Linked DNA regions of Homo sapiens: region 1 is linked to region 2. Evidence: chromatin loops called from intact Hi-C (ENCODE). Cell type or tissue: CD4-positive, alpha-beta T cell. All regions are shown on one strand. Links, peaks and the distances in the headings refer to the core of each region. The heading gives the core; the rest is flanking DNA.

Evidence for each region. Peaks named below come from ENCODE experiments on the same cell type or tissue, not always from the same donor. Only the 100,000 strongest peaks of a DNase experiment are listed, where the experiment ranks them.
Region 1: it touches region 2 in a loop (2.2-fold over the local background); 3 of 110 quality-filtered maps call a loop at or near these places.

The regions. Positions count from the first base shown.
Region 1 is chr1:35,165,057-35,176,108 of GRCh38, reverse strand. No RefSeq gene overlaps it. Among named protein-coding and RNA genes, the nearest start is that of SFPQ, 23 kb to the left of the region's middle. In CD4-positive, alpha-beta T cell, for the core only: no CTCF peak of the experiment used is centred there; a DNase peak (open chromatin) is centred at 4,192.
Region 2 is chr1:34,979,837-34,990,888 of GRCh38, reverse strand. It overlaps TMEM35B (transmembrane protein 35B), which reads left to right and starts at 5,542. Exons shown (of 3, transcript NM_001195156.2): 1 at 5,542-5,691; 2 at 6,942-7,122; 3 at 8,770-9,509. The coding sequence starts at 5,584. The coding sequence ends at 8,945. ZMYM6 (zinc finger MYM-type containing 6) reads left to right here. Exons shown (of 16, transcript NM_007167.4): 16 at 1,954-4,724. The coding sequence ends at 3,785. RefSeq lists silencers at 5,564-5,853, 5,914-5,983. In CD4-positive, alpha-beta T cell, for the core only: a CTCF peak has its summit at 5,409; a DNase peak (open chromatin) is centred at 5,578; H3K4me3 peaks cover 2,291 bases; H3K27ac peaks cover 2,654 bases.

The DNA of each region.
Region 1 (11,052 bases), core at 1,335-6,334, 190 kb before region 2:
CATCTTGATTGGATTTCAGACATAGCATTTTGTATTTCCAACTTCTGTATGTACGAATTATAAGATGATGTTTATGAGATAGTCACACATCGCTTCACAAGTAAGTATAGTCAAATAACAATATAGTAATATCCCCTTATCTGCAACCATGGTTAACCACAATCTCAGAGTTATTAATTTTTAAATTGTGTGCTTTTCTGAGAGGCATCCTGTCCTTCCCACCTTGGGCAGAATACTGATGGGAATGTTGGATACAGCATATACATGCTGTATATGCTATTTGCCATCCAAAAAGGCCATGTAGGCTAGGCTAGGCTTTGGTACCATTTGTGATTTTGGGCATCCACTGTGGGGGGGTCTTGGAATGTTATCTCCTCACAGACAAGGGAGGACTCTACTGTGTTTTTGATTGGTCTGAGTAATAACGAAGGGCTGTCAATTTCTCAAAGTCAAATAAAATTTGATAATGGAGTGTGAAATGGGTAATTTTTGAGAATATCTAAATGTAAGGAAAAATCTGGAACTGACTTAAAAGCTGTTAGTAAAAATTGTACACAAATTATCTGTCCCCTTCACTCTTGGAGCCCTTATACTAAAACTTGCCAAGCTGTTAGTCTCGCACACTAATTATTATTATTACTATTTTTTGAGACTGAGTCTCTGTTGCCCAGACTGGAGCGTGGTGGCACCATCTCAAAACGTTCAATGCCACCTAGGTTTCACCACGTTGGCCAGGCTGGTTTCAAACTCCTGACCTCAGGTGAACTGCCCACCTCGGCCTCCCAAAAGTGCTGGGATTACAGGTGTGAGCCACCACGCCCGGCCTCACACAAACATTCCAGTTTTACAGTATGTTCTGCCAAAGCAAGCGCTCACTAAAGCATTGGTTCAGGACGAGATCTGAGGCTCATGCTTAAAGGTAATTTGTGTTGCTGTGTTTGCCTGTGGACTTTAATTTGGGGCCTCATTACTAATATTGCAGGATTTCAGGAAGTTAATTATTTTGCTTCAATTGAGCAGAAAAAAATTCAGGTTTGCTTGAGATTATTTGAAATAGCCACAAAGAAAGAGTTGAGGTACATCATCTACTCATCCCGTGAAATATTTTTTCTTTTTTTTTTTGAGGTGGAGTCTCGCTCTGTCGCCCAGGCTAGAGTGCAGTGGTGCATTCTCGGCTCACTGCAAGCTCTTCCTCGGGTTCATGGCATTCTCCTGCCTCAGCCTCCCGAGTAGCTGGGACTACAGGCACCTGCCAGCACACCCGGCTAGTTTTTTTGTATTTTTAGTAGAGACTAAAAATGTTAGCCAGGATGGTGTCGATCTCTTGACATTGTGATCCACCCGCCTCGCCCTCCCAAAGTGCTGGGATTACAGATGTGAGCCACCGCACCGGCCAATATGAAATTTGTATTGAGAAGTTGTGTACAGTTACTCCCAGGAATGAGACCAAGATCTGGTCAATTTTTTTCATACTGTGTTTTTTAAATAATCAGGTCAGCTTACACCCAAATCAAGAATCTTCTTGGAGTCATTGTTTGGCTCAATTCTGTTAATACTTGGTTTTCCCTCTTGTGGATCTGAAGCCTTGTGGTTCTCAAGGCAAAACCAATATAAAGTATATTATAGTGGTTAGGGGTATGTGAGGTCATTATTTCTGCAATTTGCCTGGCTGCGTTATCTTGTAAGTTTGTTTAGTTGTAGTTTGCTCATCTGCAAAACACCTTTTTCATAGGGTCATTGAGATAGAAAGTGATGCAAAAACATTTAGCAGTGCCTAAAGATGCAAAAGGAGCACATGGTATTTTCAAGTCTCTACCAGTGATAAGGTTCACAGGCAAAAACGATATTTCCCTTAGTATACCATGTAATCAGAAGAGCCTGATTAGCAGTTTTTTGATAGCAGGGAGAAAATTTAACTTGCAGATCATGTAGTCCATAGGGAACAATTAGAAAGAGCCTAAGTACTGAAAGGGATGGAAGTCCCAAGGAGAGGCCATCTGTTGCCAGTGTACTTAACCTCAAATGATAAGTAGAATTAAGTACAAGAATTGCTGCATAGCAGAGTTGTTGATTAGTTGGTATGTTAAGTACTTGACACAATACCTGACTCAGGTGTTCTAAAACAATAAGGGTGGAGAAGCCTAGAACTTAAACATGGCAAAGTCCACATTTTAACAAAATAGTGGGCACATAATGTTTTGTATCTAAAACAGGTTTAGTTCTAAACAGACTTGAAGAAACAGCACTATTGAAATAACTAAAGGATTCAGAGGTAAAGAAATTGTGGAAAGAATACACATAATTGGGGAAATATTCCATAATAACATTGTTAACATGGTAATACTTCACTAGGCTGCAGATTCAGCATAATCCTAGCCAATTTCTTGAAATTGATAAACTGATTGTGAAATTCACATAGAATATTGTAAGAGACCCAGAATAGCCAAAACAATCTTGGAAACAAATCTTGAACAAAGTCGAATTCACACTTCTGATTTCAAAACTTACTACAAAGCAATGGTAATCAAGGCTGTTGTACTAGCACAAGCATAGATGTAGAGTAATAGAATTGAGAGTCCAGAAATAAACACTCACGCATATGGCCAGCTGATTTTCAACAAGGGTACCAAAATCATCCGATAGAGAAATAATGGTGTTTTCAACAAGTGGTGCTGGGAAACTAGGTAGCCACATGTAAAAAAAGTTAGACCACACCTCACACCATATACAAAAATTAAAAAATGGATTGAAGCCCTAAATATGAGAACAAAAACTAAATATTTGCAAATCGTGCAGCTGATAAGGGATTTGTATGTAGAATATATAAAGAATTCTTAGGACTGGCTGGGCATGGTGGCTCATACCTATAATCCTAGCTGAGGCAGGAGGATCTCTTGAGGCCAGGAATTCAAGACCATCCTGCACAGCATGGCAAGACCCTGACTCTATAAAAAATTTAAAAATAAGGTGGGTGTGGTGGCACCTGCCTGTATTCCCAGCTATTCAGGAGGCTGAGGTGGGAGGATCACTTGAGCCCAGAAGGCTGAGGCTGCAGTGAGCTGTAATGGCACCACTGCACTCCAGCCTGGGTGACAGAGCAAGACCCTGTCTCAAAAAAATGAAAAAAATAATATTTAGTAAACACACTTAAGACATAGGCACTGATGCCTGTAATCCCAGCACTTTGAGAGGCCAAGGCAGGCAGATCACTTGAGGCCAGGAGTTCAAGACCAGCCTGGCTAACATAGTGAAACCCCGACTCTAGTAAAAATACAAAAAATTAGCCAGGTGTGGTGGCTGGTACCTGTAATCCCAGGTACTCAGGAGGCTGAGACAGGAGAATCATTTGAACCCAGGAGGTGGAGGTTGTGCACTCCAGCCTGGGCGACAGAGCAAGACTCCGTCTCGAAAAAGGCAAGGTGAATAGATATTTCTCAAGGAAGATTAGTAAGTGGCTAATAAGCTCCTGAAAAGATGCTAGACATTATTAGTCATTAGGGAAATCCAATCAAAACCCTTTACACTCATTAGGCTAGAATCAAGGCCAGGCTTGGTAGCTCACGCTTGTAAAACCAGCACTTTGGGAGGCCAAGGCGGGTGGGTCACTTGAGGTCAGGAGTTTGAGACCAGCCTGGCCAACATGGCAAAACTCTACTGAAAATACAAAATTAGCCAGGTGTGGTGGCGCATGCCTGTACTCCCAGCTGCTTGGGAGGCTGGGGCAGGAGGATCATTTGAACCTGGGAGGTGGAGTTTGCAGTGAGCTGAGATCGTGCCACTGCACTCCAGCCTGAGTGACAGAGTGAGACTCCATCTTGGGCGGGGGAGGCGGGGGGCAGAAATGGGAACCCTCATACATCACTGGTGGAAATGTAAACTGGTGCAGCCATGTTGGGAAACAGTCTCGCAATTCGGCAAATAAACATAGGGTCACCAAGTGACCCAGCAATTCCAATGCCCAAGAGAAACGAAAACATTTGCTCAATAACTTGTATGCAGATGTTTATACCAGCATTAATAATAGCCAAAAGCGCCAGGTTTGGTGGCTCACATCGGTAATCCTAATACTTTGGGAGGCCAAGGCAGGAGAGTTGCTTGAGCCCCAGAGTTTGGGAGTAGCTAGCCTGGGCAGCATGGTGAAACCCCATCTCTACAAAAAATACAAAAATTAGCTAGGCATGGTGGCACTGTGCCAGAACACCTGAGCCCAGGAAGTCGAGGCTGTGGTGAGCTGTGATTGTGCCACCTCATTCCAGCCTAGGTGGCAGAGCGAGACCCTGTCTCAATAATAATAACTAAAAGGTAGAAACAACGCAAATGTCCATCAACTGATGAATGGATGAGCAAAATGTAGTATATCTGTACGAAAGAATATTATTAATCCATAACAAGGAATGAAGTACTGATAACATGCCACAGCATGAGTAAAGCTTGAAAACATGCTAAGTGAAAGAAGCCAGTCACAAAAGACCACATATTGTATTCACATGAAATGGCCAGAACATGGAAATCTACAGAGACAAAGTAGATTAGAGGAAGTGGCCGAGAGAGTGATGGGGAATAATAGGTGTATCATAGCTGAATGATGCAGGGTTTCTTTTTGAGGTAATGAAAATATTCTAGGCCAGGCACAGTGGCTCACGCCTGTAATCCCAACACTTTGGGAAACTGAGGTGGGTGGGTCACCTGAGGTCAGGAGTTCAAGACCAGCCTGGCCAACGTGGTGAAACCCCATCTCTACTAAAAATACAAAAATTAGCCAGGTGCATGCCTATAATCCCAGCTACTAGGAGGCTGAAGCATGAGAATCACTTGAACCCAGGAGGTTGAGGTTGTAGTGAGCCAAGATGGAGCCACTACACTCCAGCCTGGGCAAGAGAGTGAGACTCCATCTCAAAAAAATAAAATAAAATATTCTAAAATTGAGTGGTGATGGATGCACATATCTGTGAATACACTGAAAACCATTGAATTGTATAAATGGATCAACTGTTAGATGTGTGAATTATATTTAAATAAAGCTTTATTGAAAAAAGACTTGGAGTGGTGTAAGAAGAGGCCTTGGCTGGGCGTGGTGGCTCACGCCTGTAATCCCAACACTTTGGGAGGCTGAGGTGCGCAGATCACCTGAGGTCAGGAGTTCGAGACCAGCCTGGCCAACATGGTAAAACCCCATCTCTACTAAAAATACAAAAAAATTAGCAGGCGTGGTGGCACACACCTGTAATTTCAGCTGCTTATGAGGCTGAGGCAGGAGAATTGCTTGAACCTGGGAGGCGGAGGTTACAGTGAGCCAAGATCGTGCCACTGCCCTCCATTCTGGGCAACAGAGTGAGACTCCATCTTAAAAAAAAAAAAAGGTCTTATAGGCACGGGTGAGATCATAAAAGGCCTTGTAGGCCATGCTAAGTATTTTGAACTTTATCTGAAGAGCAGTGGGAATCCTTGAACAAGAGCACCTGGATTATTAAAATCACTTCCTCACTGGTTTTACCCTCTGCTGTGCTGTAGTCTGTTTCTTAGCACTACCTCTAGTTCAGTTATCTATTGCTTCCTAACACACTACCCCTAAACTCAGTGGCTTTAGACAACAACTCATTATGGTTTTCAGGGTTGGCTGGGCTTGGCCAGGCAGCTCCAGGTCAGAGGGAGGCCAGGTCTGAAGTCTTCTGAAGGCTGTTGGTGTCCAAGTCCAAGATGGCTACTTCTCTCACATGTCTGACAACTCTGCTGAGATGATTGGAACACTTACATCCTTTCTTTTTCCTTAAAGTGATTAGATGTGTCTCAATTCCTAAAGGAAAAGGGACTGGTGATTGTTTTTCAGAACAGTGAGGAAGGTGCCTTTGGACAGGGTTCTACCCTGAGGCTGTGGCATGGCGAGGGAAAAGACACGTGAATGACAGATTCTGTGGTAGTGATCACAATGGATTGGAAAGCCGACTTGCATCAAGAGAAAAGAGGAGCAAAAGAAGCCAGTCTGTATCTGAGAAGAGGGCTTTGGACTGAGCAGTAAAAAAACATTTGTGTGATGACTTCTCCCTTGGCAAGACCTAAAGAAGAAGAAGAATTGCATCTGAGAATTTATCAATATTTTATCTTATGTCTTAGGTACTCTCCATTTACCTATTGGTTTGGAACCAGGAGTTTCTTTTCATCAAATATTAAGACAAAATAAAAACCTTTGGCTGGTGAATTTAACAAAACGGTGGTAGTACCACAAGGACTACTGGAAAAAACTAAAGATGATCCTGACGATATACACCCAGTTTATTTTGTTTTCTTATTTTCTGTTTCAAACTTTTTTTTTATTTTTTGAGACAGGGGTCTCACTCTGTTGCCCAGGCTGCAGTGCAGTGGCACAATCACAGCTCACTGCAGCCTCGACTTCCCCAGCTCAAGTGATCTTCCTGCCTTAGTCCCCCAAGTAGCTGGACCCACAGGCATGCACCACCATGCCTGGCTAATTTTTTTATTTTGTAGAGATGGGCCTCACTATGCTGCCCAGGCTGGTCTCGAACTCCTGGGCTCAAGTTATCCTCCTGCCTCAGCCTCCCAAAGTGTTGGGATTACAGGTGGGAGCCACCACACCTGGCCCTTTTACTTTTTTTTTTTTTTTTTTTTGAGACCGAATCTTGCTCTGTCGCCCAGGCTGGAGTGCAGTGGTACGATCTCGGCTCACTGCAACCTCTGCCTCCCAGGTTCAAGTGATTCTCCTGCCTCAGCCTCCGGAGTAGCTGGGACTACAGGCGTGTGTCACCATGCCCGGCTAATTTTTGTAATTTTAGTAGAGACAGGGTTTCACCATATTGGTCAGGCTGGTCTCAAACTCCTGACCTCAGGTGATCCACCTGCCTTGGCCTCCCAAAGTGCTGGAAGTACAGGTGTGAGCCACCGCAGGCGGCCTCCTTTTATATTTCTTAAAAGTCTTTAACTTCAGCATTTTTTGTATCTGCCAGCACAGTTTGAATTCAGTGTCTCAGTTTATATAACCCCAATGGACTTTACCAGTATCCCTTATCCCAGTCTTCCTGCCTTTTCTCTCTCTCTGTTGACAAATAAAAATTATATATATTTATAGCATACAACATGATGTTTTGAAATATGTATACATTGTGGAATGGCAAATTGAGCTAATTAGCATATGCATCACCTCACATACTTATCATTTATTTGTATGAGAACAATTAACATTCATCCTCTTAGCAATCTGCAAGTATGCAATACATTGTTATCAACTGTAGTCACCATGGTGTACAATAGTAGAACTCTTGAATGTATTCCTCTTAACTGAAATTTTGTTGTCTCCCCAATCTTCCTTCTCACCCTCCATCCCCTGGTAACCACCATTATACTCTCTGCTTCTATGAGTTTGACTTTTTTAGATTCCACATATGAATGAGATCATGAGACATTTGTATTTCTGTGCCTAGCTTATTTCGCCCAGGTAATGTCCTCCAAGTTCATCTATGTTATCAAAGATGACAGAATTTCCTTCTTTTAAAGGCTGAATAATACTCCACTGTGTATGTATCTTACATTTTCTTTATCTGTTCATCCATCAATGGACACTTGGATTGATTCCATAGCTGCCTTCACTCCTGCACCTTTTGCTCATGACATAGTTTCCTTCCTAAAACACTCACCTGATCATTTCTCTTCAGCTTGGAATCACTTTCTCTTGTACAACAAAGTTCAAACTCCTTATCAGGTCACACAAATCTGGTTCTTTCTTTAGTTCATCTTGCATTATGCCATTAAAACTATGCTCTATGTAAACCAAACTCTCTCTTTTTTTTGAGACAGAGTCTCGCTCTGTCACCCAGGCTGGAGTGCAGTGGTGTGATCTCGGCTCACTGTAACCTCCGCCTCCCAGGTTCAAGAGATTCTTTTGCATCAGCCTCCCGAGTAGCTTGGACTATAGGCATGGGCCACCACATCTAGCTAATTTTTGTATTTTTAGTAAAACGGGGTGTCACCATATTGGCCAGCCTGGTTTCAAACTCCTGACCTGGTGTTCCGCCCACCTCAGCCTCCCAAAGTGCTGGGATTATAGGCGTGAGCCACCGCGCCCGGCCCAAACTCTCTATTTCCCTGAGTGTATCTTGGGTTTTCTTCCTCTTTGCCTCTCTACATATTGCTGCAGCTTCACCCTTCATTTGTCAGACTGGCAAAAGCCAACTTTTATATATATATTATTTTCTAGGGTACTTTTGTTATAGCAAATGCCAACTTTTTTCTTTTTTTAAATTGTAAATTGACAACTTATAATTGTATAGACTTATGAGTTCTGTGAAGAGGGTGTCGTGTGGGGAAAACATTTATAGGGTACAAAATGCTGTTACAATTTATGAATGCAATGTGAAATAATTAAATCAAGCTAGTTAACATATCCGTCACCTCAAATACTAAACATTTTTTTGTGGCAAGAACACTTGAAATTTACTTAGCAATTTTGAAATTTTCAACACTCTATTATTAACTATATTCACCAGGCTGTGCAATAGAACGCATAAAAAGAGAAAACATTCTCTCTGTTTGAAATTGTATACCCTTTGGGCCAGGCACAGTGGCTCATGCCTGTAATCCCAGCACTTTGGGAAGCTGAGGTGGGTGGATCACTTGAGGTCACGAGTTCAAGACCAGCCTGGCCAACATGGTGAAATCCCATCTCTGCTAAAAGTACAAACACACAAAAAAATTAGCTGGGTGTGGTGGTGCATGCCTGTATAATGCCTGTAGTCCCAGCTACTAGGGAGGCTGAGGCAGGAGAATCACTTGAACCTGTGAGGTAGAGATTGCAGTGAGCCAAGATCGTGCCACTGCACTCCAGCCTGGATGACAGAGCAAGACTCTCTCTCAAAAAGAAAGAAAGAAACAAACAAAAAACCGAAGAAATTGTATACCCTTTGACCATCACCTCCCCATTTCCCCCATCCTCCAGCTTCTGTCACTACTGTTCTACTCTCTGCTTCTATAAGTTCAGTTTTTAAATTCCACATATAAATGAGAACATGTGGTATTTGTCTTTCTGGGCCTGACTTATTTCACTGAGCATAATGTTCTCCAATTCCATCAATGTCGTCACAAATGTCAGAATTTCTTTCTCTCTTTTTTTTCTTTTTCTTTTTTTTTGTTTGAGATACACTCTCACTCTGTCGCCCAGGCTGGAGTGCAGCGGCGTGATCTTCGCCCTCTGAAACTTCTGCCTCCTGGGTTCAAGCGATTCTCCTGCCTTAGCCTCTGAATAGCTGGGATTACAGGCGTGCACCACCATGCCTGGCTAATTTTTGTACCTTTTTTTTTTTTTTGAGATGGAGTCTCGCTGTGTCTCCCAGGCTGGAGTGCAGTGGTACGCGATCTTGGCTCACTGCAAGTTCTGCCTCCCAAGTTCACGCCATTCTCCTGCCTCAGCCTCCCAAGTAGCTGGGACTACAGGCGCCTGCCACCATGTCCAGCTAATTTTTTTTGTATTTTTAGTAGACATAGGGTTTCACCGTGTTAGCCAGGATGGTCTCAATCTCCTGACCTTGTGATCCGCCTGCCTCGGCCACCCAAAGTGCTGGGATTACAGGCGTGAGCCACCGCGCCTGGCCTAATTTTTGTACTTTTAGTAAAGACGGGGTTTCACCATGTTGCCCAGGCTGGTCTCAAAGTCCTGACCTTAAGTGATCTGCCCACTTTGGCCTCCCAAAGCGTTGGAATTATAGGCACGAGCCACTGCACCCAGCCACAATTTCCTTTTTCTTTCTTGGAGACAGAGTCTTGCTCTGTCATCCAGGCTGGAGAGCAGTGGTGTGATCTTGGTTCACTGCAACCTCCACCTCACAGGTTCAAGCCATTCTCCTGTCTAAGCCTCCCGAGTAGCTGGGACTACAGGCGCACACCACCATGCCCGGCTAATTTTTTGTATTTTAGTAGAAACAGGGTTTCACTGTGTTGCCCAGGCTGGTCTCAAACTCCTGAGCTCAGGCAATCCACCCACCTCGGCCTCCCAAAGCACTAGGATTACAGGAGTAAGCCACCGCGCCTGGCCCAGAATTTTCTTTTTTTCTTTTTTTTTTTTTTTTGAGATGGAGTCTCACTCTGTCACCCAGGCTGGAGTGCAGTGGTGCGATCTCAGCTCACTGCAACATCCACCTCTCAGGTTCACACCATTCTCCTGCCTCAGCTTCCCGAGTCTCTGGAACTACAGGTGCCCACCACCACGCCTGGCTAATTTTTTGTATTTTTAGTAGAGACAGGGTTTTAACTGTGTTAGCCAGGATGGTCTTGATCTCCTGACTTCGTGATCCACCCACCTCGGCCTCCCAAAGTGCTGGGATTACAGGCATGAGCCACTGTGCCTGGCCCAGAATTTCCCTTTTTTTAAAGGTTGAATAGTATTCCATTATGTATATGCACTATAATTTTTTTAATCCATTCATCTGTTGATGGGCAGAGCTTGAATCCATAACTTGGCTACTGCAAATAGTGCTGCAATGAACACAGGAGTGCAGATATCCCTTTAACAAACTGATTTCAAGTCTTTTGCATTAATACCCAGAAGTGGGATTTCTGGATCATATGATAATTCTATTTTTAGTTTGGATTTTTTTTTTTTAAATCTCCATACTGTTTTCCTTTTTTTTTTTTTTTTGAGATGGAATCTCGCTTTGTTGCCAGGCTGGAGTGCAATGGCGTGATCTCGGCTCACTGCAACCTCTGACTCCCTGGTTCAAGCAATTCTCCTGCCTCAGCCTCCCAAGTAGCTGGGATTACAGGCACACCCAACTAATTTTTGTATTTTTAGTAGAGACGGGGTTTCACCATGTTGGCTGGGATGGTCTCGATCTCCTGACCTCTTGATATGCCCACTGCAGCCTCCCAAAGTGCTAGGATTACAGTCATGATCACTGTATGAGATGATATCTCATTGTGGTTTTAATTTGCATTTCTCTAATGATTAGTGATGCTGAGCATTTTTTTATTATCTGTTAGCCATTTGCATGTCTTCTTTTGAGAAATGTATCACTGGAATGCAAGGATGGTTCAACATATGCAAATCAATAA
Region 2 (11,052 bases), core at 2,850-7,849:
CCGTCTCTTTTAAAAGAATAAATCTCGAATGTTTTCTAACAATCGAAATTACTTTTTCATTTGACATTGCATTGGAAACATTATTCCACAACAATATAAATTTAAATATACATTGAGATTATTTTTTTCCAATTTTTATTTTATTATGTTTATTTTATTTTATTCGGGGGTACATGTGCAGATTTGTTACCTGGGTATGAGATTCTTAACATAGATTTCAGTGTATATAATATAACCAACTCCGTTAAGATTGGAAATTTAGATATTTGTATTATAAGCAATGTTGGGTTAAGCTATGTTAATGGATCTTTGTCCACTTGCCTAATTATGTCCTTAGGATAAATCCTAATCAGTGGAAGTGTTGATTCAAAGACTATCATCTTTTTTTTTGTTTGTTTTTGTTTTTGAGACAGAGTCTATCTCTGTCACCCAGGCTAGAGTGTAGTGGCGCGATCTCGGCTCACTGCAACCTCCACCTGCCAGGTTCAAGCGATTCTCCTACCTCAGCCTCCTGAGTAGCTGGGATTACAGGCACCTGCCACCATGCCCAGCTAATTTTCTTTTGTATTTTTAGTAGAGACGGGATTTCACAGTGTTGGCAACGCTGGTCTCAAACTCGTGACCTCATGATGTGCCCGCCTCAGCCTCCCAAAGTGCTGGGATTACAAGCGTGAGCCACCGCGCCGGCCTATCATCTATTCTTAAGTATTTTGATACCTGTTGCCTAAATTGCCCTCCTGAAAAGTTACATCAATGTATGCTCCAACCAGCAGTGTTCAGGAGGATCCATTTCTCTACAACCTCACTGACACTGAGTATCAAAATTCAGAAAGGTTGAATATACAGTACAGTCAATACTAGTATACTCTTCATCCAGATTAATGAAATGTTAACTTTTTGCAATATTTATTTTCTTTTTTTTTCTGGATTGTTTGAAAGTAAAACATTATTTTTCTGTCTCTTTTTCTTCCTTTTCTTTCTTTTTTTTGAGATGGAGTTTCACTCTTGTCTCCCAGGCCGGAGTGCAATGACATGATCTCGGCACATTGCAACCTCCGCCTCCCGGGTTCAAGCGATTCTCCTGCCTCAGCCTCTCAAGTAGCTGAGATTATAGGCATGTACCACCATGCCTGGCTAATTTTGTGTTTTTAGTAGAGACGGGGTTTCACCACGTTGGCCTGGCTGGTCTCGAACTCCTGACCTCAGGTGATCTGCCCGCCTTGGCCTCCCAAAGTGCTGGGATTACAGGTGTGAGCCCCATGCCTGGCCTTTTTTTTCTTTTTCTTTAAAAAAATTTTTTGACACCAGTGTCACTCACCAATAAAAAATTTATTCTTTTTGTTTTTTTTTGAGACGTAGTCTCAAGAGTGCAGTGGTGTGATCATGGCTCTCTGCAGGCTCAACCTCCTGGGCTCAGGCAATCCTCTTGCTTTAGCTACCCAAGTAGCTGGGACTATAGGTGTGTGCCATTGCATCCAGCCAATTTTTTTTCTTCTTCTTTTTTTTTTTTTAATGTAGAGATGGAGTTTCGCCATGTTGCCCGGGCTGGTCTCTAACTCCAGGGCTCAAGTGACCCACCCACCTTGGTGTCCCAAAGCACTGGGATTATAGGTGTGAGCCACCCTGCTCAGCCAAAAAGTTTATTGTTAATTTGATGTGTATCATGGTCTTCAGCCCTAATTTCAATAACCTATTGGGTGCTTGGGATTACTTGTACATGTACCACATCCTACAGTTTTATTATACCTAGTGATCAAGCTTTGGGCAAAGGAGAAATTCAGTTTTCAGTAGCATCATTGGAAGTATTATGACTTGTGCTTAAACTTTTACCAGTGCATTCTTTTGATAAATAGAAATAGTAACAAAATATGAATTTTAAATATGTGGGGAGATACATAAAGAACATTGCTTATTTGTTCTTGAAAATAACAGTGATTCAAATATTTCATTCAGATTTACCTATGCCTAATGAAAAAAATGATGCAGAACTTGATTCTCCACCTTCAAAGAAAAAAAGATTAGGTTTTTTCCAGACTTATGATACAGAATATTTAAAAGTTGGTTTTATTATCTGTCCTGGATCAAAAGAAAGTTCACCAAGGCCACAGTGTGTCATTTGTGGAGAGATCTTATCCAGTGAAAACATGAAGCCAGCAAATCTTTCTCATCATTTGAAGACAAAACATTCAGAATTAGAAAACAAACCAGTAGATTTTTTTGAACAAAAATCTTTAGAAATGGAATGTCAAAATAGTTCTTTAAAAAAGTGTTTACTAGTTGAAAAGTCACTTGTGAAAGCTTCTTATTTAATTGCTTTCCAAACTGCTGCAAGCAAGAAGCCATTCTCCATTGCTGAAGAATTAATTAAACCATATTTAGTAGAAATGTGTTCAGAAGTTTTGGGTTCAAGTGCTGGAGACAAAATGAAAACTATTCCACTTTCTAATGTTACAATTCAACACAGGATTGATGAACTATCTGCAGACATTGAAGACCAGCTGATTCAAAAGGTCAGAGAGTCAAAGTGGTTTGCCCTTCAGATAGATGAGTCATCAGAAATCTCAAATATCACACTTCTTTTGTGCTATATTCGTTTCATTGATTATGATTGTCGTGATGTAAAAGAAGAATTATTATTTTGCATTGAAATGCCTACTCAAATAACTGGCTTTGAAATATTTGAACTAATAAATAAATATATTGATAGTAAATCTCTGAATTGGAAACATTGTGTTGGTCTCTGTACCGATGGGGCTGCAAGCATGACTGGCAGGTATTCTGGTTTAAAAGCAAAAATTCAAGAAGTTGCCATGAATACAGCGGCATTTACACATTGTTTTATTCACCGTGAACGTTTAGTGGCAGAAAAGTTGTCTCCATGTTTACATAAAATTCTTTTGCAGTCAGCACAAATTTTAAGTTTTATAAAGAGCAATGCATTAAATTCACGTATGTTAACAATTTTGTGTGAAGAGATGGGATCTGAGCATGTGAGTTTACCGCTTCATGCTGAAGTACGTTGGATATCAAGAGGGAGAATGTTAAAAAGATTATTTGAATTACGACATGAGATTGAAATATTTTTAAGTCAAAAGCATTCAGATTTGGCCAAGTATTTTCATGATGAGGAATGGGTTGGAAAGCTGGCCTACTTATCAGATATATTTTCACTTATAAATGAATTAAATTTAAGTCTCCAAGGAACTTTGACTACTTTCTTCAATTTGTGTAATAAAATTGATGTATTTAAGAGAAAGTTAAAAATGTGGTTGAAGCGCACACAAGAGAATGATTATGACATGTTCCCTTCATTTTCTGAATTCTCAAATTCATCAGGCTTAAATATGACAGACATCACAAGGATTATTTTTGAGCACCTGGAAGGACTTTCTCAAGTGTTCAGTGACTGTTTTCCACCAGAACAAGACTTGCGTTCAGGAAATTTGTGGATAATTCACCCTTTTATGAATCACCAAAATAATAATCTCACCGACTTCGAAGAAGAAAAGCTAACAGAGCTATCTTCAGATTTAGGATTACAAGCACTATTTAAATCAGTGTCTGTAACTCAGTTTTGGATAAATGCAAAGACAAGTTACCCAGAACTCCATGAAAGGGCAATGAAATTTTTATTACCCTTTTCAACTGTTTATTTATGTGATGCTGCCTTTTCAGCTTTGACTGAGTCAAAACAAAAAAATCTGTTGGGTTCTGGCCCTGCCCTAAGACTTGCAGTCACATCTTTAATTCCAAGGATAGAAAAATTAGTGAAGGAGAAAGAGTAGCAATATGCACATTGCTTAACAGTGAAGTCAATAATCCTGTGTTAAGTTTTGTATAAGTATCCTAAAAGATAATTTCCTAATGTGGATTTGTGTTTTCAGTGATTAAATGTTTTAATAATTTTTCCCTTTTTGTTGAGGAATTTAATAATTATGATTGTTATAAATAATTATGTATAATTATAATCTAGGGTAGAAAATTTAGTTATTTCATTAAATTTGGACTAGTGACAAAGACTGCAGGTAATGAGAAGCCCAGTTTATAATGTAACAGCACAACCTGGATGTTGAAACAGCTTGGCCTTTAGAAGCAAGTGGAACATTTCAGTCTTCTAGCCAACCAGCTACTTACCCCTGCAAGGTTGTGAGTAGGTGGAAAAGATAGATCTTTTTTTTGAGATGGAGTTTTGCTCTTGTTGCCCAGGCTGGAGTGCAATGGCGTGATCTTGGCTCACTGGAACCTCTGCCTCCTAGGTTCAAACAATTCTCCTGCCTCAGCCTTCCAAGTAGCTGGGGTTACAGGCATGTGCCACCATGCCCGTCTATTGTATTTTTTTTAGTAGAGACGGGGTTTCACCATATTGGTCAGGCTGGTCTCTATCTCCTGACCTCAAGTGATCCACCTGCCTCGGCCTCCCAAAGTGCTGGGATTACAAGTGTGAGCCAACGTGCCCAGCTGGAAAAAGATAGATCTAAGCAGCTTGGGTAACTATAAATGGAAGCAGCAGGGGGATTTGAGACCCCTGCTTGGGGCCTTTCTGGCCCAATATACCAGGGCTTAGCAAACTTTTTAAATAAAGAGCCAGATAGTAAATATTTTCAGCTTTGCAGGCCATACTGTCACAACTACTCAATTCTGCAGTTGCAGTGCAAAAGCAGCCATAGACAATATGCAGATAAGTGTGGCTGTTTTTAAATAAAACTTATTCATGAACACTGAAATATGAATTTCATATAATTTTCCTATGTCACACAAGCTTCTTTAAAAAATGTTTTTATCATAAAAAATGTAAACAAACATTATTAGCTTGGGGGAAGGGGAGAAGCATGGAAAAAAATCAGACATCTGGCCAAATTTGGCCCATGGTTTGCCCATCCCAGCTTTAGACAGATTTCCAGGTAAGAGCAAATGGGCCAGGAGTGGACTGTAGGGCTTGGTTCAGTGAAAGCCTCTCTATCCATGCAAGTATCTGAATTTTCAAACACCTTTCACATTTCATTGTCAGCCGAGATAAATTAGAGGGAAAAGATATCTCAGGCAAAGAGACTTATTTAATAATTAATGGTTATTGATTTATTACAATTTTATAAATTAATTTACTAATTTACAAATAACTTTCTGAGCTCTTACATGTGCAGGCACTGTGCTAGGCCTGTTACAAACTCTGGAGAACTGAGTTATCCCCATATACAGATGCAGATACTGAGGCCCTTTGGGGTGGGTGACAGCTCAGATCCCACAGCTAGTGTGGCACAGGCAGGAACGAAGCCCGGGGTCTTTTGATGGTAGCTGAACCGCACCCAGACACCCACCCGTGTCTGCCAGCACTCCGTATTGGCTGGGAAACACTCCCTGAATCCAAAGGTGCCTGTTTAGTCAGTTACCAGCCAGTGGTCCTCAAGTGTCCCCACCTGTAAGATGGGGGCGCCCTGCCCCAGTACTGCAGCCTCGCGACCCCCTGGAGGGTGGGGGACGGTAGCTCAGGCGAGAGTCTTCCGGCTGCCCCGGGGAGGGAGGAAATGAGCCGGCGGCAGGGGCGGGTTTTCGGCGGGGCCAACCCACGGTGGGGGGAGCGCGGCCATGGCGCTCCTGCTTTCGGTGCTGCGTGTACTGCTGGGCGGCTTCTTCGCGCTCGTGGGGTTGGCCAAGCTCTCGGAGGAGATCTCGGCTCCAGTTTCGGAGCGGATGGTGAGCGGCGCGGGCGGGCGGCAGGGGATCGGGCCCGCGGCGGCGTGTGCTCCGCCCTGCCGCTCCTCGCCCCCGGCCCGGCAGGCCGCCTTCGGGCTTCCGAGGCTCAGCTGGAGCTGGGGGAAAGCGCCTGGCTTTCGACTGAGGCGCAGGTCCTGCCTGGGGAGTTCCTCGAGTTCTCTGGATCTTCCCTAGACGGAAGGGGACAGAACCTCCCCTTCCTGCAGAATATTGGTGGCCCCAGGCAAATCTAGAGCCTTAGGAGGTCCCTCCCACCCCCCCGGACCCTGGGGGAGGATGATGCGGTGGGAAAATGAGCTCACTTCCCGCTCTCTTCCCTCTTTTCGCCGTTTGCTTCAGTTTTTGGGAGGTTCGTGGGGTTGGGGTGTAGTAATCCTGGCTTTGCAGGGAAGGAAGCCCGCCCTGAAGGGCAAGTATATCTGCTAAAGATTGCACATCTAGTCAGGAAGCAGGACACAAGCTAGACACTCCTAACTCGGAACCCAGAGAGGGAAGCCTCTCTCGGAAGCCTGAGAGGGATGCCCTGAAGTCGTCTTTCAGCCTTCTGTCTAGTTCCAGACTCATGGGAAAGCTTTCATATCCTGTTCACCAATCTCCCCAGTCCCTCAAAAGAGCCAGACTTGTAGACCTCTGCTGGCATCTCTCTCCAAGGCCTGGATAAATCCCCAGAGACAGACAGCTTAGAGCTGCTTCCCAGCAGAGCTGAGGAGGGGAGGTAGAGCTGAGGAGTGGGAACAGGAAAAAGTATCCCCGAAAGTAAGGATGAAGTTGTCATTTGGCTCAGGGGAGGGCCTGCCTTGACAAGAAGAGTCACTTTGAGCCCACCTAACTCTGCCTCACCTCCAAATATTCCCTGTACAGCAGCCTTAAGAGAAACCAGGCCAGACACAAAGAAGGAAACTGTGGAATTCCCCAGGCCTTGGCACTAGGGAGCCAAGCCCAGCCCCCTCCTCCTGGGATTTGGGGCTGGGTTGTAATCTCTTGAGAGGTCTAGTGAGAAGATCAATCTCTGTACCACTTGGAGCATGGAGCCTGTTTCCTGATTCCAAAGCTCAGCGCCACAGGGCAGCCCTCTCCTCTTCAGGCTGACCTCAGCCCTGGACCTGACCTAGAGTAGTAGTTCTTTTCTCTGGGAAGTTGAGGGCACAGGCATAGATATGCCATGGAGCATCTGGGGAGCTCATCCTTGTTGAACAATGAGGCTAACAGGCATTCCTTGCCACCCCTAGAATGCCCTGTTCGTGCAGTTTGCTGAGGTGTTCCCGCTGAAGGTATTTGGCTACCAGCCAGATCCCCTGAACTACCAAATAGCTGTGGGCTTTCTGGAACTGCTGGCTGGGTTGCTGCTGGTCATGGGCCCACCGATGCTGCAAGAGATCAGTAACTTGTTCTTGATTCTGCTCATGATGGGTAAGGGGGCCAACTGGCCTGAGAAAATGGGGTCTTCTGGGGGAGGATTATGGAAAGACCTGGCTGTTCCCCCTTACTGTTGCCACCCTTCTTTTTTCTCTGGGATCAAGAGCACTTTCTGCTCTACCACAGTTTCCATGGTCTTCAAACTAGCACAGGTATTTTTTTTTTTTTTTTTTTTTTTTTTTGAGATGGAGTCTCGCTCTTTCGCCCAGGCTGGACTGCAGTGGCACTATCTCTGCTCACTGCAACCTCCGCCTCCTGGGTTCACACCATTCTCCTGCCTCAGCCTCCCGAGTAGCTGGGACTACAGGCGCCTGCCACAGCGCCCGACTGATTTTTTTGTATTTTTAGTAGAGACAGGGTTTCACCATGTTAGCCAGGATGGTCTCGATCTCCTGAACTCGTGATCTGCCCGCCTTGGCCTCCCAAAGTGCTAGGATTACAGGCTTGAGCCACTATGCCCGGCCTAGCACAGGTACTTTTTAAACTTAATGTGCTAGAACATTATCACATGTTAAGTGTACCTTCTACCTCCTCAATTCTAATGGCTGCATAGTATTGCCTTGTGAAGATATATTGCAAGCTCAGCGCCTCTGCTCCTTCCTCCACACATCCACTCCTAGGATGAGGGGATGGAGGAGCAGCTGCCATTTGATGCATGTGTCTGGCAGATTGGTGTAGAGAGCAGGGAAGCTGGAGAACCTTGAACAGGAAGGCAGAGAATTTCCCTAGGGAGTCCCCCTCAAGTAGCTCTGCCCACAGGAACTGCTGATGTACAAAGACAGCTGTTGCTTCAAAGGCCAGATATCTTCAGGCTCTTCTATATGCCCTGGCATCTGTTACCATTGCTGCCACTGCTACCAGGCTTGCTTCCATCTCTGGAGCTTCTCCCATTTTCAGATCTTTCCCATACCTCCAACCAACAGCCCCTGGGCTAGTCCTTCCCTCCATCTTAATCTTAGTAGATGTAGGATTAAGAAAGGAGAAGGGGCCAGACACGGTGGCTCATGCCTGTAATCCCAGCACTTTGGGAGGCCGAGGCGGGCGGATCACAAGGTCAGGAGTTCAAGACCAGCCTGACCAACATGATGAAACCCCGTCTCTACTAAAAATACAAACATTAGCCGGGCGTGGTGGTGCGCGCCTGTAATCCCAGCTACTCAGGAGGCTGAGGCAGGAGAATCGCTTGAAGCCAGTACCCAGAACCCAGTAGCCCAGCTACTCAGAAGGCTGGCAGGAGATCACGCCATTGCACTCCAGCCTGGGTGACAGAGCAAGCCTCTGCCTCAAAAAAAAAAAAAAAAAAGGAAAGGAGAAGGATCAGGGAGATTTTTTTTTCTAAAATCTATCCACTCTAGCCACTGCCCTATTTGGCTGGGTCATTCCCGTTTCTTTCTTGTCCTCTGAGAGGGGCAACTGTTGCCACTGCTGCTGTTGTTCAAGAGGCTTCTAATTTCCTGGTCCTGCTTTCTCCAGGAGGCTAGAGATGAATGCCGCTAGTTTTGGGAATGTGCGTTAGGAGTGGTGGGGGTGTTTAATGGGAGGGCTTGGGCTGGAGTGGGTCAGCCTAAACTAGAGAGCCCTGAGCTCCTGGATCTCCTGGGTTCTTCCAAGGAGCCTCAGGGACCTCACTTTCCATTCCAGGGGCTATCTTCACCTTGGCAGCTCTGAAAGAGTCACTAAGCACCTGTATCCCAGCCATTGTCTGCCTGGGGTTCCTGCTGCTGCTGAATGTCGGCCAGCTCTTAGCCCAGACTAAGAAGGTGGTCAGACCCACTAGGAAGAAGACTCTAAGTACATTCAAGGAATCCTGGAAGTAGAGCATCTCTGTCTCTTTATGCCATGCAGCTGTCACAGCAGGAACATGGTAGAACACAGAGTCTATCATCTTGTTACCAGTATAATATCCAGGGTCAGCCAGTGTTGAAAGAGACATTTTGTCTACCTGGCACTGCTTTCTCTTTTTAGCTTTACTACTCTTTTGTGAGGAGTACATGTTATGCATATTAACATTCCTCATGTCATATGAAAATACAAAATAAGCAGAAAAGAAATTTAAATCAACCAAAATTCTGATGCCCCAAATAACCACTTTTAATGCCTTGGTGTAAGTATACCTCTGAACTTTTTTCTGTGCCTTTAAACAGATATATATTTTTTTTAAATGAAAATAAAACCATATATCCTATTTTATTTCCTCCTTTTAAAACCTTATAAACTATAACACTGTTTCATGTCTCTTTTGCCTCATTGCTGTTAATGGCTGCATAGTATTCCATTGCAAGGATGTACTATAATGTATTTAATCCCCCATGAGGAACATTTGGGTTATTCTCAATTTTTTGCTCTCGTAAGCCTCACAGTAAATCACTTTTGCATACTTATTTTCTTCCCCTAGAAGTGAGGGTGCTGGTTCAAAACACATGCATGTTTTTAAGGTTTTTAATACATATTTAAAACGTACAGGTTCTGTATGCAGAGCTTAAGTACTTGCTTCTGCCTATGCCCTTTGAGACATATTAGAGATTCCCTCCCACTCCTTTTTTTCTCTGACATATTAGATGTGCAGAGCTAACAGGTAGGCATTGAGTCATTTGACAGGACCTGAAATCAAGCTCTGGTGGTGATCTGTGGCACCCAGTCCAGTGCTCCTTGACACCTACGTGGAGATGAGGGACAGCCAACTCCATGAAATGCTGAATGGTACAGCAGGGCCCAAAGCCTGGGAGGAATCCCAGAGGTCCTTGGGGGTAGGAAGGGTGCATATGTGTGACAGTTCTCAGGGGAAAAGTGGACAACACGTTAGGGCACCTGCTATTATGTCACCACCATCTTTATCTTAGGTTGGCAGGGCTGTGGGCTTTTGGGAAGTGATGTACCTCCCATGAGGGACTATAGTGAGAAACAGTTCACTTATTTATGCAAATATTCTAGCTATCAGCCTACAGATTGCTTTGAGGGTGGAAAAGAAGTCTCTATTACTCCATTTCATGTTCACTACAAAATGCTAATTCCCATTCTGACTAGTGTGAACCTCAGGCAAGGTGACACTCTCAGTTGGATTTTTTTCTTCTGAGTCTGAAAGCATAGTGGTGTAGTCTGCCTATAGTAAGGATAGATAGATTACACTAAATAAATGGTAGTGTCAAAACAATAAGGAAACCTTTTCTCTCATGTAAGAGGTCCAGAGATAACCACTTCAGTTTCAATGTTGGTCAGTTTGCCTAATGATGGCATCAAGAATCAACATTCTTTAAACTTTCTGCTCTGCTGCTTTCAGTGTATTGGCTATTGCCCTCAGAATTGCGAAATAGCTGCAGCAGCTCCAGACAGTGCATTTGCTATAATATTGAAAGGTGAAAAGAGAGGAAGGGTGCCTTAGAAGACCCTAGATTTGGCTGGGCGCGGTGGCTCACGCCTGTAATCCCAGCACTTTGGGAGGCCGAGGCGGGTGGATCATGAGGTCAGGAGATCGAGACCATCCTGGCTAACAAGGTGAAACCCCGTCTCTACTAAAAATACAAAAAATTAGCCGGGCGCTGTGGCGGGCGCCTGTAGTCCCAGCTACTCGGGAGGCTGAGGCAGGAGAATGGCGTGAACCCGGGAAGCGGAGCTTGCAGTGAGCCGAGATTGCGCCACTGCAGTCCGCAGTCCGGCCTGGGCGACAGAGCGAGACTCCGTCTCAAAAAAAAAAAAAAAAAAAAAAAAAAAAAGAAGACCCTAGATTTTCGCATGGATCTCACTGGGCAGAGCTATGTCCCATTTCCATTCCTAGACTAATGACTGGCAGGAGAATGGAATTCCCATGATGGACTTAGACTAAGATTTACCCACACTGGTCAGCAAGGAAGAAGAGGGGGTAGACAATGGTTTCTGTCACTTACTAGCTTATTTGAAAACTATGGATAATGATAGTAACTATTTCAT